Regions from separate parts of the Homo sapiens genome. Here region 2 is linked to region 1. The links are chromatin loops, found by intact Hi-C in ENCODE. Cell type or tissue: PC-3. All regions are shown on one strand. Links, peaks and the distances in the headings refer to the core of each region. The heading gives the core; the rest is flanking DNA.

The links. A loop is a pair of places that touch in the nucleus more often than their neighbours do. Peaks named below come from ENCODE experiments on the same cell type or tissue, not always from the same donor. Only the 100,000 strongest peaks of a DNase experiment are listed, where the experiment ranks them.
Region 2: a loop joins it to region 1, with 3 times the contacts of the local background. A loop is called at or near these places in 4 of 110 quality-filtered maps.

The regions. Positions count from the first base shown.
Region 1 is chr4:24,837,412-24,844,663 of GRCh38, forward strand. It overlaps CCDC149 (coiled-coil domain containing 149), which reads right to left. Exons shown (of 13, transcript NM_001395273.1): 5 at 745-861. Among named protein-coding and RNA genes, the nearest start is that of SOD3, 45 kb to the left of the region's middle. In PC-3, for the core only: a CTCF peak has its summit at 3,742; a DNase peak (open chromatin) is centred at 3,620; H3K4me3 peaks cover 419 bases; H3K27ac peaks cover 1,907 bases.
Region 2 is chr4:24,969,556-24,976,807 of GRCh38, forward strand. It overlaps a transcript of CCDC149 not described here and a transcript of LOC102723675 not described here. Among named protein-coding and RNA genes, the nearest start is that of LGI2, 58 kb to the right of the region's middle. In PC-3, for the core only: no CTCF peak of the experiment used is centred there; DNase peaks (open chromatin) are centred at 3,746 and 3,996; H3K4me3 peaks cover 873 bases; H3K27ac peaks cover 896 bases.

The sequences.
Region 1 (7,252 bases), core at 1,059-6,058:
GGGAGAGCCCTTACTCAAGATGTTCCTCAGGCTCCAGCTTTATGGCCAGAGATGGAGCCTCCCACTTGGTTGACTGATTTTTAGAGAGTTTATTAACACTACCCGCATGCCCTAAAGCCATAAGCGCCACACACTGAAATACAATAACAGCTAAAAGCGAGGGATGACTTCCTGCCAGACATTCATTATATTTAAGACAGGAGAGGTGCAGCAGCTTAGAAAACCAGAACTGAACCCTCGCCAACTTCAGGATGCCCTGCAGCTGCCAGTGTCTTACAAATCCATACTTTTTCAAATCCACTCTAGACCCAGAAATCTTGTTCTGCTCTTCAGTTAGTAAGAGGAAGAAAATGAACTTTAGGCTCTCTTAGTTGTTACCTAACTAGGGCTCTGCACTTGTTGAGATTTTGCCTAAGAGGCACTGCTCAGCATTTTAGCAGAAACTTGCAAAGTAAGGCCAGTTTGTCACGTGTTGTTCTCTCCCTGTCTATCCTGGCTAGGAGGAACGTTTCTTGTTGTGTTCAGAACAATGGTACCCAATAGCAGGGAGCAGACCTGCCTGCTGGAGGCCAGAAACCCAAGAGTCAGCTTGGGACCCTAGTGCAGTGCTGAGGAAGTAAAAGCATTCAACGTGCATCCCAGGCACCCCATACTCTGAGAAACGAGGGGCACAGTCCACTCTTGTTTGTGTTGTGTCCAGCTGTGCAAATGCATCCCCCACTCTGAATAGATGTTAGTGAGAACCTGTTCCTTAGCTCGCTCTAGCTGCTGCACCAAGTCTTCACGCTCATGGGCTGCAAAGTGTCGCACGCCGATTGCTTCGTCTCCGAGCCTTTGTTTGGCAATCGTCATCCTCAAGAGCTGCATTTTCCATTGGTAGAAAAAGAAAAAGGCACAGAGAATAAACAGATCCAAATAAAAACCAAAGGACACTAAGAAACTTTTGGAAGATAAGATACTTTCAAGAAATACTGGAGAAAGCACAAAACAATTACTTGCCAGTATCATCCATTTTTTAAAAAATTAAAAATATAGATTGTAGTTAGTGTACACATGCACACACTGTTTAAGGCCTGGGCACTCTAGGCTGGATGTCTGGTGGAGCACTGCCACTGGGAGGAAACAAACTCTGGTTCCCATTAAAATTTAGCGAAGATTCAAAAATGATAACCCAATGCTGGAAGATCTGCTGAGATGGGAACTCTCCCACACTCGTAACAATGAGGTGACATTATCAAGAGCCTTAAAAGTGTCCCTACCCAATGATCCAGTAACTCTACTTTTGAAAATCTGGGCTAAGAATAATCCCAGACTGCTAACTTTAGGAAAAAATGAAAAAATAGATTGCACTGTTATTTAAAGAGTTTAAAAAAAAAAAACAAAAAAAAACCAACTAGAAACAATGTCTAACAATAGTGGAATGTTTAGCAAACTACAGTGCAACCAACCAAGTGGCTAATTTGCAGCTGTCTGAAATGAGGCTTATGTGAACTAGGTAACACCAGATAACAAGTCTATGATGCCATGTTAAGTGGGGGAAAAAAGAATACTAACGTTTCTATGCAGTATGACTAAAATTATACTAAGAACTCTCTCTCTCTCTCTCTCTCTCTCTCTCACACACACACACACACACACACACACACACACAGAGAGAGAGAGAGAAAGAGAGAGAGAGAAAGAGAGAAAATGACCAAATGCACCCAAATATTAAAAATGTGTGTATTTCGGTGATGGTGAGACTGCTGCTATCTGCTTTTTACTTTCTAACTTTTTTTTTTTTTTTGAGACGGAGTCTCGCTCTGTCGCCCAGGCTGGAGTGCAGTGGCACGATCTTGGCTCACTGTAAGCTCCGCCTCCTGGGTTCACGCCATCCTCCTGCCTCAGCCTCCCGAGTAGCTGGGACTACAGGCGCCCACCACCATGCCCAGTTAATTTTTTGTATTTTTAGTAGAGACGGGGTTTCACCATGTTAGCCAGGATGGTCTCGATCTCCTGACCTTGTGATCCGCCTGCCTCAGCCTCCCAAAGTGCTGGGATTACAGGCATAAGCCACCGTGCCCGGCCTTTACTTTCTAACTTTTAAAATCTTCATTCACTGCATGAATTTCATAATATGCCTTTATTTATGTTTTAATATCCTCAGGAATAAAATTGCAGTCTTCCAAAACATAATTTTCCAAAAGATCCCTGAAGAACCCATAGCTTTCCTGGACTCCAGAGCCAAGACCCACCTGCAGCTCCAAACCTTCCAGGTGGGGCTGCAATGGAAACTGTGTGAGAGGCCCAAGAAGGCCCCAGTGGTCTCAGAGCATCCCCTATCTGCCCATCACAACTCCAAGGATTGCCACTGAAGAGTGACTTTCAAAAGTTATGGCAGCACTTTCCAGTGTTTCTTTTATGGAGGTTTTAAGTCTGATTCCACACCTCCCCGTAGGGCAGATGTGGATGGGTTTCATATATGAATGGGATCCTGGGGACAGTTTTTCACTGTCACACAGATCCGACCCAGCCAGGAGTGCCCGTGGGGGACAATCTCTTCCTTGTTCCTGCATGAATCTTAAGGGATTCGTTGCCAGTCGAGAAAATGGCTTAATTTTCAGAGTCTCTGAAGGATTTATGGGCAGGTGAGAGATAGGAAGTTAATTTAAGCCAAGGGAGAATATTAACTAAATTGAAATAATAAATAACAGCAAGGAACTTTGAAAGAAATGATGACTAAAGAAAAGTAAAGTGCATTTTCAAATGACACTTACTTTGGGTCCTTATTTGAAAACTACTCAGTTGAACTCAACAAATATTTACTGTGTCCCTACCAAGAGCAAAAGCACCATTGGGACTGGGTGGACAGTGTCCCAGGCAGGTGGAACAGACCGTGCAAAGGCAGGCAGAAGATGCAGGACGCTTAGATGTGCAGATGGCTGCACTTGCTGGAATCTGGTTATAAGCGATCCTCATTATCCATGGATTCTGTATTTGTGAATCTGCCTACTTGCTGAAATTTATTTTTAACCCCAAAATCAATATTTGCAGTGCTTTCATGGTCATTGTCAGACATGCAGAGAGTGGCAAAAAATTACAGTCACCCGACACACACGTTCCCACGGAGGTCAAACAAGGCCACATTCTGCCTTCTTGTTTCAGCCCTTGGATTGTAAACAAATGTCCTTTTCATGATCTAGTGAGCGTCCCACATTTGTCACATTTTTGTGCTTTTCACTGGTGACTTTGCTGTTTCATGTGGCCCCCACGCATAGTGCCAAAGTGCTGGAAGTGCTTGCACTTAGTGTTATCAGTGCAAGAAGGCTGTGAAGTGCCTTATGGAGACAATATGAGTGTTAGAGAAACTTCCTCCAGGCATGAGTGACAGTGCTGTTGAACTCAGTTCAATGTTCATGAATTAACTGTATATGTCAAATAAGGTGATGTTAAACAGAGACACACATAAAACAAGGTTATGATTGATCAGTTGACAAAAATGTTGTGACCAGAGGCTTCCAGGAACCTAACCCTGCATTTCTTCTAGGAGCAATGGTTCAGTATTCACTAATCCAGTAGTTGGCAGTGACTTCACAGAACAAATTTGTAGCAAAACTGGTCATTCCACTGAAAGCTGATATGCAAAAACTCTATCACATCACACAACTCTTGGCTTGGGACATCAGAACTCCAAAAGTGGATACACAGGAAGGCAAACGACAAGCCAAACAAAACAATGTCTATCAGATCTGAGGGTCTAGGAACAAGAAAACTCCTGCCTTTCAGTATGAGGCCAACAGGAGGCTCAGGTCGTGTCTTCAAAAGCAGGGTATTTTTCTTGGTCTATAAAAAGCCATACTGACAGCCTGAACTTTAAGTTATAAAACACTGTGGTTTTCCATTCCCAATATGCTTCACTGAGCACTTAATTTAGAATTGCACAATTATGTTTGCTTAATGCCAATTAATTATTAAACATGTTTATTGAGGTCTGACAGCCATATAAGAGTCATCTTTTATATATTGGATGCCTGTTAAGCTTCAATAAATATGTTAACAATCATTTGGTGTTTAATGTGCATACAATATCGGCTGTTAAATCTCAGGGCTGGACTGGTTGAAACACTTATTTTTAAAAGTGAGGCCCAAGTTGGTAATAGCTGGATCATTAGTTGTGTCTGAAGCTTAAGTGCAGTCAGCTGAGGGGGTCTAAGGACGTCACCGCAGAGGAGATGGCAGAGCCCCAGGGAGAAGGCTCCTGCCTTCCGAGCTGACAGCTGGTGTGCACTGGAGTTGGCCCACCTAGGGCCTGCATCCTGGCCCCACAGTCTGTGAGCTGTGCAACCTCAGGACTTGTCTGAACTTCTTGGAGTCTCAGTATCCTTCTCTGCAAAAACACAGCAGTAAAAGTGTAGGCATGAAGTGAGAGAGTGGGGTTGAGTTAAATGAACACTGAACTCAGGGGAGTTCAAATAGTCATATATATGAGTCTGGGGATTAAAAAGAGGAGGAAAGAGAGGATGAGAGAGAAATAAACCAAAACATTGGGTGATTCTCCCAATTCCTATGCTCAATATCCCTGCTGGAGAGTGAGGGGTGACAGTGACTGATAATATATTTATGCAAAGTCACACTATTCTATTTTTACATAATACCGCTATTCCAAAGCATACATACACCATGCAAGTTTTGGACAATTTCAAAGGACCATCAGGGGGAATTCTGGCTACATACAAGTTTCTGCCTCTTACATGCTGACTTCAGAACCTAACCCTAAGTAAGAAAAGATGGGACTTCTCTTTGATACTTAGCACAGGCCCTGGAGCATATAATGTGTTTAATAAGTAAATAATAAATGTTAGGGACTCTTGTGATTATTGTAATTATCATCCTCCTCCTCCTCCATGTATGTTTCCCCACACAGAAGCCCACGAGGGAAGTCCCACCTTTCTTCTAAGCTGGAGAAAGCAGAGCTCCCGAGCCAACCTTATCTATGTAGTGCAGGCAAATGATGTTGATTTTCCACCTTGGAAAATGGCTATGAAGCAACCGCTCAGGACACTTAATTTCCTCAAACAGGGCCATCAAAACTGCACAGCCAGCCTCCCTGTGCCAACCCACAAAGTGGATCAGTGCCTTGCACAGCACCCGCGCCGCCACCAATAGACGCATTCAGTTGCTGATTTAGATAGAAATAAATGTTTATGAATGAATTATGGGTGTGAGTCGTCAGCTTGCGGATGAGGTGCAGCTGCAGCTGGGAAGTGGCTGAGGGACATGGCTGCAAAACAAAGTGGTAAAACGGCTTCTGGGTGTCCTGCCCCCAACTCTGCCAAGGGCCTGCTCAGTCTGTCCTCCATGAAGCCTGTCCAGGCCTCCCAAGTCAGAATGACTTGCTCCTTCCTTGATCTCTTCTTAGCCTTCGTCTCTCACAGTCCTCAACATTCTCTACCTCATCCTATTTTCATTTACCTGAATCTGTTTTACCCAACAGTGAGAGGCAGCCAGTTGCAGGAGCAGCTATTTTCCGGGTGTCATCTCCGTTCAGATCCAGCTTCTGCTAATCCTAGCTATGTGCCCTTGGCAAGCTTCTAACCCTGGTGGGCTACATGTGACTTGTTTAAAAAAAAAAAATGGATAAAATCTATCTTGCAGACAGGACAGCCATGTATGGCTGCCCAGGCTGTGCACTGCACAATTCCATCTGTGGAGATCACTTTACCACAATAGGAAGATACAATGCAATGATCACTGTCCATGTAACTTCATGAGCTTTCAAAGTGCAATCCCCAGTTACAGTTGGTATAGTTACAATTCTTACACAGTAGCTGTCAATTTGCCAGAGCTATCGAGAGGGTCAGATGAAAGAATCATTAACAGGAAGTGGATGCTAGCCCTTTCTTGCCCCCAGTCCCCGTGTACTGCTGCAGATAGCACACCTGGGGAGAGGTCAGCACCAAAAGGCATTTATTAAACATTCATCCGGAGTGGCACTGTACTGGGCAACTCAAAAACAAGACCCTGCCTATTATTTCTTTACTTTTCCTGTTAGTTTCCTCCACATCCTCTCCAAATGCCCCCTGACCTTTTGCAAATACCTTCAAAAAAACTGGACATGAGAGATTAAAAAGGCTCCAAGTGGGCCACCTATTGTGTACACCAGAGTCCAAATTCCTAGATTTATATGACATTCCAGTTTTAGTTTCAAACAAAATAATTTGTCACTTAAAACAAAGCAAATCAAAACAGTAGTTTTCATCCTCCTACCCTGGAGATCAACACGCACACACTCAATAGTGTGTATACGGATGTCTCCCAGTTAACAAGCTCCCAATGCAGTCCAAGCGAGCAGTGTGCTAGCAGCTTTCCTTAGACCACTGACAGATACCCCCAAGTGGCACTTCACAGCACTGAGATCCGCATAGAGCCTCTACTAGGGCTGAAGAGGCACAATATGACCTGCTCCTACCTGCCTCCTGACCCCATTTCTAACCATCCCCCTATGTCTGTGCTCCAGCCATGCCGGCTTCCCTCCCTTGTCCGAAACATGCCACTCTCATGTCTGTCCCTGGGCCTTTGCACTTCCTCTGCCTTTGGAAGAGCCCACTCACAGGTCTGTCCAGAACCCGCTTCTTTTGTCTCATTCAGGTCAGATCAAATCTCCCCTCTCTGAGAAGCCTTCTCTGCACATTATCACTAGAGGCATTCATCCCCAAGCCACTCTCAATCCACACTGCCCTGCCTCTCTGTCTTCATCATACTTACCAGAAATAATCGCGTTCATCTGCTTGTGTCTACCCCACTTCAGCTCCATCATGGCATGAACCTTGCTTGTCATATGCACTGAAACACCTTGTCCTCCACAACCGTGTCTGGCTAACCATAGCCCGTCCTCAAATGCTTCTTAGATCTATTAAATAGGAAGCCTTCATTCTGTGCTCCCCACAACTCTCAGAGGCAGACATTGTCATCTCCTCTTTACAGTAGCGAGAACCCCCTGAGAGGTTGGCACATGGCTCTGAGGCCAGTGTTAACTGGCCAAAAGCTTCAGGTTGAGGGCACTGTGGCCCACTGGGAACCATGTACAAATCAATGGGCCGGGCCAGGCATGGTGGCTGACACCTGTAATCCCAGCACTTTGGGAGGCTGAGACAGGTGGATCACTTGAGGTCAGGAGTTCGAGGACAGCCTGGTCAACATGGTGAAACTCCGTCTCAACTAAAAATACAAAAACTAACTGGGCATGGTGGTGCACACCTGTAGTCCCAGCTAC
Region 2 (7,252 bases), core at 1,272-6,271, 130 kb after region 1:
GTCACACCCCTGTCTTTGCAGGGCTGGAGTTCCAAGCTGGACCTGGTGCTCCTAACCTTGAACGAACGGCCACAGAAAGGCAGCCAGACCCCAGTGGAGGCTTTGTTACACCAGGGCACTGCCCCCACTCAGTTGCAGATACATTCCAAGGATGACCTCCTTCGACCAGGTATGGGGACGAATGGTAACCTGCTGGTGGCTGCTCCAGCTCCCCTGAAAGCAGTGGAACAGAAAACCTGGCTGTGGCCCTGTACCCTCCAAGCCTGCACAGCCAGTGGTTGGCCATTGTAGCTCCCTTGGGGGAGGGCCTACAGTGTGACTTGCATTTCACTCCTTCGGTGTTCAATACATGGCCCCTGCAGTTGACTGTTCATAGGGGAAAGGCCAGGGAAAGAACTCTCCTCTGGGGGACATATGTACTGTCTGTGCCACCTATTATGAGCTCCCCATGACTTTGGCACAGATACAGGACTCAAAGGAACCGTGGGGAGCTGAGGTGTGGTTTTGCCCATGGCAAAAACCCTTGGTGGCTGCACTGTTATCCAGGGATGAAAGGTTAGCCTATATTTTGCCTGAGGGACGTGCTTTACCTCCATCAGTATCTGTGCCTACTCAGTCATTTCCGTCATAGGTTAACATGCTCCAACTGCATTGTGGACTCAGCCCACACCTACACTGAGATGACCGGTGTTTCCAGCTGTTGGATCTGCACCACCTTTCCAGCAACAGCTGTGGATGGCTGGCCTCGGCACATACATTCAGCATCTGCAGACAACTGCACATGGCTGGAGACTTGGACACCTGTGGCTGATGCCTGGAACGCAATGCAGCAAATTTTGGACAAAGGACACCTCAAGACCCAAGGTGCACCCACCCCCTGGCTAGCCTGTAGCATTTATGATGGGTGGGGCTGGCTACTGGGGGGACGTGTAGTACCTCCAGCCCAGGCATCATGGTGCACTGAGAAACACTGGGGTAACACCACTGAGGAGTGGGTACCCGTCATGGCTTGTGTGAACATAACACATGTCACTACACCAAAGGTATAGTGACAAGGTGGTGGAACAAGAAGCCCCACCAACATCACGCCCTAATGGATTTTGTGCCCCCTGGCAGTCTATGGGTCTGTAGTGACACAGGGTGGCCTTACCAACCAGTGGACTGGACTGGATGTTGTACCTGGGGGTGGCCTCATGTACCTGGCACTGTTCTCCCCATGTTGCCCAGACTCCCACATACCTGGGAGGCACTACTCTCTTGGGTTTTGTGAGTGCAATGAGCCCCCTGGTGGTCCTACCCCTTGGCAATGACTATCCCTGGAGTGGGTGTCAAAACTGTAGAAGCACAAGTTACTGCTCTTGCAGAGCACACCACCAGGGCTCTGAATTACACCCGAGTGGCCCTCATCCTGTTATGGATGAGGTTGATCAGATGAGAAAGGTGGTGTTGCAAAACTGAATGGCCTTTGACATAATAACTGCTGCCCAAGGAGGCACCTGTGCCCTTTTAGGAACACAATGTTGTACCTTTATCCCTGACAATTGGCAGAATATAACAGCAGCCCTGCAAAGGGTCTCATGGGAGATTAAGGTGGTCAAGACCCTTACTGACGACCCCCTACAGAGTTGGTGGGCATCTCTAGGCTCTGGCCTATGCTGGGTCCTAATAGTCATAAGTAGCATAGCTGGGATCCTAGTAGTGAGTTGTTGCTCTCTGTGTTGTTGTTGTGGGTTATGAATTCAGGGCTCTGCCCTATGGGCTTGTGTCCTTGCCCGGGGGACGCCCTCGGCCTGGGAGGTGGAGTATGAGGGAGATGACTGCACTTTAGTCAGGAGTAAGCCAAGGCAGGCTTCCAGTGCAGCATGATTCAGCAGGTTAGGAGTGCAGGTGCACAACCCTGCACATTATGCAACCTTGCCACATGAGGCACGTTAGGTGGTCACCCACATGAGCTTGTGCTTGGCTTGGAGCCACTATTGTCTGCAAAAGGTATAATTACCCTGCTAATGCTGTACGTTCGGCTCGCTCCTGCCCAGGGAGAGAGTACAGCCATGTAGAAGCTGTCTATGATTCCTCGAATGTTTTCCCAGCTATCTGCCACTCACCCACCAACTCCCTTCCTCTTGGCAAGGACATTCTAAAGTTAACCTGAAAAACAAACTAGTTCAGCCCATGATGGGAAGAGGGGGCCAGATATGCCTCATTATACCATCCTCTCTTTTAGAACTACTGATAGAACAGACTCTTTAAGTCTGATAAGAAACATTTACAATCTATTATCTTTGAAACATACTACCTAGAGGCTTCATCTGCATAATAAAACCTTGGTCTCCACAACCCCTTATCATAATCCAGACATTTCTTTCTATTGAAAATAAGTCAACCAGTTGCTGATCAAAAAATCTTTAAATCTTCATGACTTGGAAGCTCTCACTTCCAGTTGTCCCACCTTTCCAGAACCAACCAAGGTACATCTTACACATATCAATCGGTCCCTTATGTCTCCCTAAAATATATAAAACCAAGTTGTGGCCCAACCACCTTGGGCACATTCTCAGAATCTATGGAGGACTGGTCACTCATTTTCACTCAGAATAAATCTCTTCAAACATTCCACAGAGTTTGACTATTTTCACAGACAGAGGGAAGGATGACAAAGGGACACAGGAAAACCCTGGCTATCATGAACTTGTTTGCTGTGTTGATTGTGGTTGAGGACTAAATTCTGACCTTTTTCTTTTCTTTTCTTTTCTTTTCTTTTCTTTTCTTTTTTGAGACAAGGCTCTCTGTCACCCAGGCTGGAGTGCAGTGGTGCCATCTCAGCTCACTGCAGCCTCAACCTCCCTTGCTCAAGCCATCCTCCCACCTCAGCCTCCCAAGTAGCTGGGACTACAGGCACGCACTACCACGCCCAGATAATTTTTGCATTTTTTGTAGAGATGGGGTTTTTCCGTGTTGCCCAGTCTAGTCTCAAACCCCTGAGCTAAAGCAAGCCGCTCCCCTCGGCCTCCCAAATGCTAGAATTACAGACACGAGCCACCACGCCCAGCCTTTTTTCCTCTCTTGCCCAAATTCCTAAGAGGCCTGGGGAGTCACACACTACAAACTGTAAAATCTCATCAGAGACATTTTATTTAAACCTGTCTAACTGACTGACTTTCCAATCTGACCCTGGCATAACATCACATGACAGATAAAGAAGGAAATCAAAACATTTTACCCCAAAGTATGTTTATTTGTCACACTTTGAAATAGCCTGCAACTTTGTTTTTGTGGTGGAATTGCATCTGTAACGAATCTCTGTTAACTAGATATTTCCCCTTCCAGACCCTCCCAATCCTGAAGGGACTAACTGAGGGTCTAGCACTTTTTAAGGGTTTGAGCAGGAAACATTCACCATCTTTTGCCTGTAAGGGTGGGCACCCATGAAGCTTCATCTATGTAACAAGAACCTTGGTTTCCACAACCCCTCATCTTGACCTAGACACTCTTCTATTGATTCCAGGTCTTTAGATAATAACTTAATTCTTTTAATCAATTGCCAATCAGAAGATCTTGGAATCCCCCTATGACCTGTAACCCTCCCCTTCAAGTTGTCCCACCTTTTCAGACCAAACCAATATATACCTCACATGTATTGACTGAAGTCTTATGTCTCCCTAACACATATAAAAACCAAGCTGTAACCCAACCACCTTGGGCACATATTCTCAGCACCTCTTGGGACTGTGCCTCAGGCCTTAGTCACTCATATTTGGCTCAGAATAAACCTGTTTAAAAATTTTATGGAGTCTGACTCTTTGTGTCGACATGGTGGTGGTCCCATGGGTGTACACATATGTCAAAACTTATCCAATTGTACACTTTAAGTATATGGAGTTTACTGTATATCAACTGTACCTCAATAAAGTGCATTTAAAAAAAGTCTGGAGAAAAAGAAGTCCCCTTTTGTTTGCACTTGGAGCTGTGATTAAGCATGCCTGAGGCTACTGGCAGCTATCTTGACATTGTGAGGAGAAAACATGCTTGAGAGTGAGGCCAACCCAGAGGATAAAAAGAACTGAAAAAGGCCAGAGTTAGACCAGATTCCAGCCATCCATCGGTACTGGATCCAGCTGTGCCTACAGCAGTCTCTGGAATTTTTGCTCATTGAGACAATACGTGTGTGTGAGTGTATGATTAACCCGGTCTGAACTGAGTTTTGTTGGTTACAACTGAGGAGTTCTGTGCAACGTTATCCACAGTCCACCAGGCAGGCTGAGAGCTGCTTCTTAACCAGCAAGTGCCTCATGGAGGGATTGGGTTTGGGGTTATGGAAGTGAACAGAGCTGCCTGCCTTAAGGCAAGTAGGCCTTGCTCTGTTCCCCTTGCAGTCCCCGAGCCCGGGAAGCCCGAGAGGGAGCCCTTCAGTGCTTGTGCACTCGGCTGTTTCGCAAGAGTCACGGTCAGTTGCGCCTCTGCTTCGGAAGAGTATTTTTAGTGGCAAATAAAGTGGTGCGCAAATAAACAAACGCCTGGAACAAATCCTGCAAAGGAGAGCGCCTGTGTGCGGCCCACTGTCTAACTAGGTCAGCCTCGGGCACAGCTCCTTTTGACAGTTTGCTCCCCAGGGCGGAAGGTGACCCGCAGGTGCCGGCTGCTTTCCCCACCAATCAGCCATCTGTGGTTTGAGACTCACAAGCTTAGGAGAGACTCGGGAGGCATCAGTTCCGCATCCCGCACTCCCACGTGAATTTGCCCCCGCCCTGAGTCAGAACCCTAGAGGGGTGAAATCCCTGAATTCTGCAGAGGAAACCCATACTTCTTTGCTTTTTCAGCAATTCCAGGAGATGTCGTTTTTCAAGTGGCAAATGTGTGGCTCTAGAGGACAGAGTAACCACCTTGCAGCCAAGAAGCCCTGATGTCAACTCCCAGCTCTGCTGCAGCACCCAGAAATCACCGGACCTTTCTGCATCTTTCTGGGTGACTCTGTCATGAGGATTTCATAATGTAATTCCCTAGCACATAAGAATTTCTCAACCAATATGGCTTTCTTTTTTCCTTCTCACTAGTCTTTGAGCTTCTTAAAGGGAAGACATGTCCTATTCATCTCTACACCCCCCACACCAGTCTGCATTCAGTAAGTGCTCAATCAATGTCTGCTGAATCACATCTTCCCACTCAACTGCATGGCCTCGGATGATCCAATTCTGTGGGACTCAGGGTCTCCCTGATTCTGAAGATCTCCATTTCAGCCACCCCATCCTGGTGCTTTTTCTGGAGAGACTGGGAAAAAGGTGAGCAGAAGAGAATAGAACCAGGAGAGGGAGTGAAAGAGGGGTTGAAAGGGGGTTGGGGGAAGGAAGGGGAGGGAAGGGAAATGCTATAGTTTGAATGTGTCCCCTCCAAAATTCAGATGATGCCAATGTGATAGTAGGAAGAGGTGGTGCCTGTAAGAGGTGATGAGGCTGTGAGGTTTCCTTCTTTGTTAATGGGATTAAAGGTCTTATAAAATAGGCTTTGCGCAGCATTGCACTAGCTTGCTCTCTTGCCTTATGCCATGTGAGGTTGCAGCAAGACGCCCCTCATGAGATGCCAGCACCTTGATCTTGGACTTTCCAGCCTCCATAGCTATGAGAAATAAATTTCTGTTCTTTATTAATTACCCAATCTCAGGTATTCTATGATAACTATTCTGTTATAGCAGCACAAAACAGACTAAAACAGGAAGGGAAGGGAGGAAGACAAAACAGAAGATAGGAGAGAAAGGGAAAAGAAGGGAGGCAAGACAAAAGGAGAAGGGGGAAGGAGAGGGAGGGGAGGGGAGGAGAAGGCAGAGAAGAGGAGGGGATCTTGAGGGGAGGGGAGAGAATGTAAGAGGGGAGGGAAGGAGAAGGAAGGGGGAGGAGGGGGACAGGAGAGGGAGGGGAGGGGAAGAGAAGAAAGCGGGGAGGAGAGGGGACAGGAGAGGGAAAGGAAGGAAAAGTAGGATAGGGAAGGGAAGGAGAGAAAAGATGAAAGGAGAGGAGAGGGGAGGGGAAGAGAGGAGAGGGAAGGGGAGGAGAGAGGAAGCATACGTCCTGGGGAAGGAGCTCATTGATGGGGCTTGGGTCCATGCCCATCCCTGAACCAGTCACTGTGCACTATCACTAAGTCCCGTGTCCACCCCTGCAACCATGAAAGTAAACACAGTGTCAAGGGTGGTCCCCCAAAGAAAGGAGAAGTAACGGGTCCCAGGCAAGCAGAAACCACAGATGTCTTCTCTGCCAATCCCGCATCTGTCTTTGAATTTTGTAATTAGAAATGAGTTTTTTTTTCTGATCAGGCCCATCATTTAACTCAAGCCTGGTTGGGGGTCCTGGGAAGGGCAAAGTCTGTGTTCCAGTGTGGTCCATGCATACAAGGAAGAGAAAAGAAGAGAAAAGGAGGGTAGAGGAGGAGAGGGGACAGGAAAAAGAAGGAGAAGGGAGAGGGAAAAGAGGGGAAGGGAGGGAAGGAGAGGGAGGGGGGAAGGGAGGGAAGTGGAAAAGAGAGGAAAGATTTGGTGGCAATCATTTGAGCCCCGTGTTTAGCTGTGCCTACTTTAGATTTTTCAGTTATTTGAGCCAATAATTACCTTTTTCCTTAAATGAGTTTAATTCTTTTTAAGAGTACGTGGAGCTCAAAGAGATCCTTACTAATCTATCTGGGCCCCTTAGAGTAATTCCAGGGTCCATTTATCAAGGAAAGCAACATGGAGCACAGGCAGAGTCCCCCACTTGAGGCCATCTGCAGGTATCCTCCTTGCTTGGGCACTGTGTGGCCCTGGAACCAGGCCTGTGTCAGGGTGAAGGGCTGGAGAAGGTGGAAATGGGTATAGAGGTATCACCAGGACATTTATCCAAAGTGTGTCATCAGGCTGGGTGCGGTGGCTCATGTCTGTAATCTCAGCACTTTGGGAGGCTGAGGCTGGCGAATCGCCTGAGGTCAGGAGTTTGAGACCAGCCTGGCCAACATGGTGACACTCCATCTCTACCAAAAATACAAAAATTAGCTGGGCATGGTGGTGCATGCCTGTAGTCCCAGCTACTCAGGAGGCTGAGGCAGGAGAATTGCTTGAACCCAGGAGGCAGAGATTGCAGTGAGCCGAGATCGTGCCACTGCACTCCAGCCATCTGGGCAACAGAGCGAGACTGACTCCCTCTCAAAAAAACAAAAAACAAAAAGTGTGCCATCATCTGGCCTGCGCTGGTATAGTGTCCTTTCTGAAGGATGTTCCCAGAAGTGTTGTCAG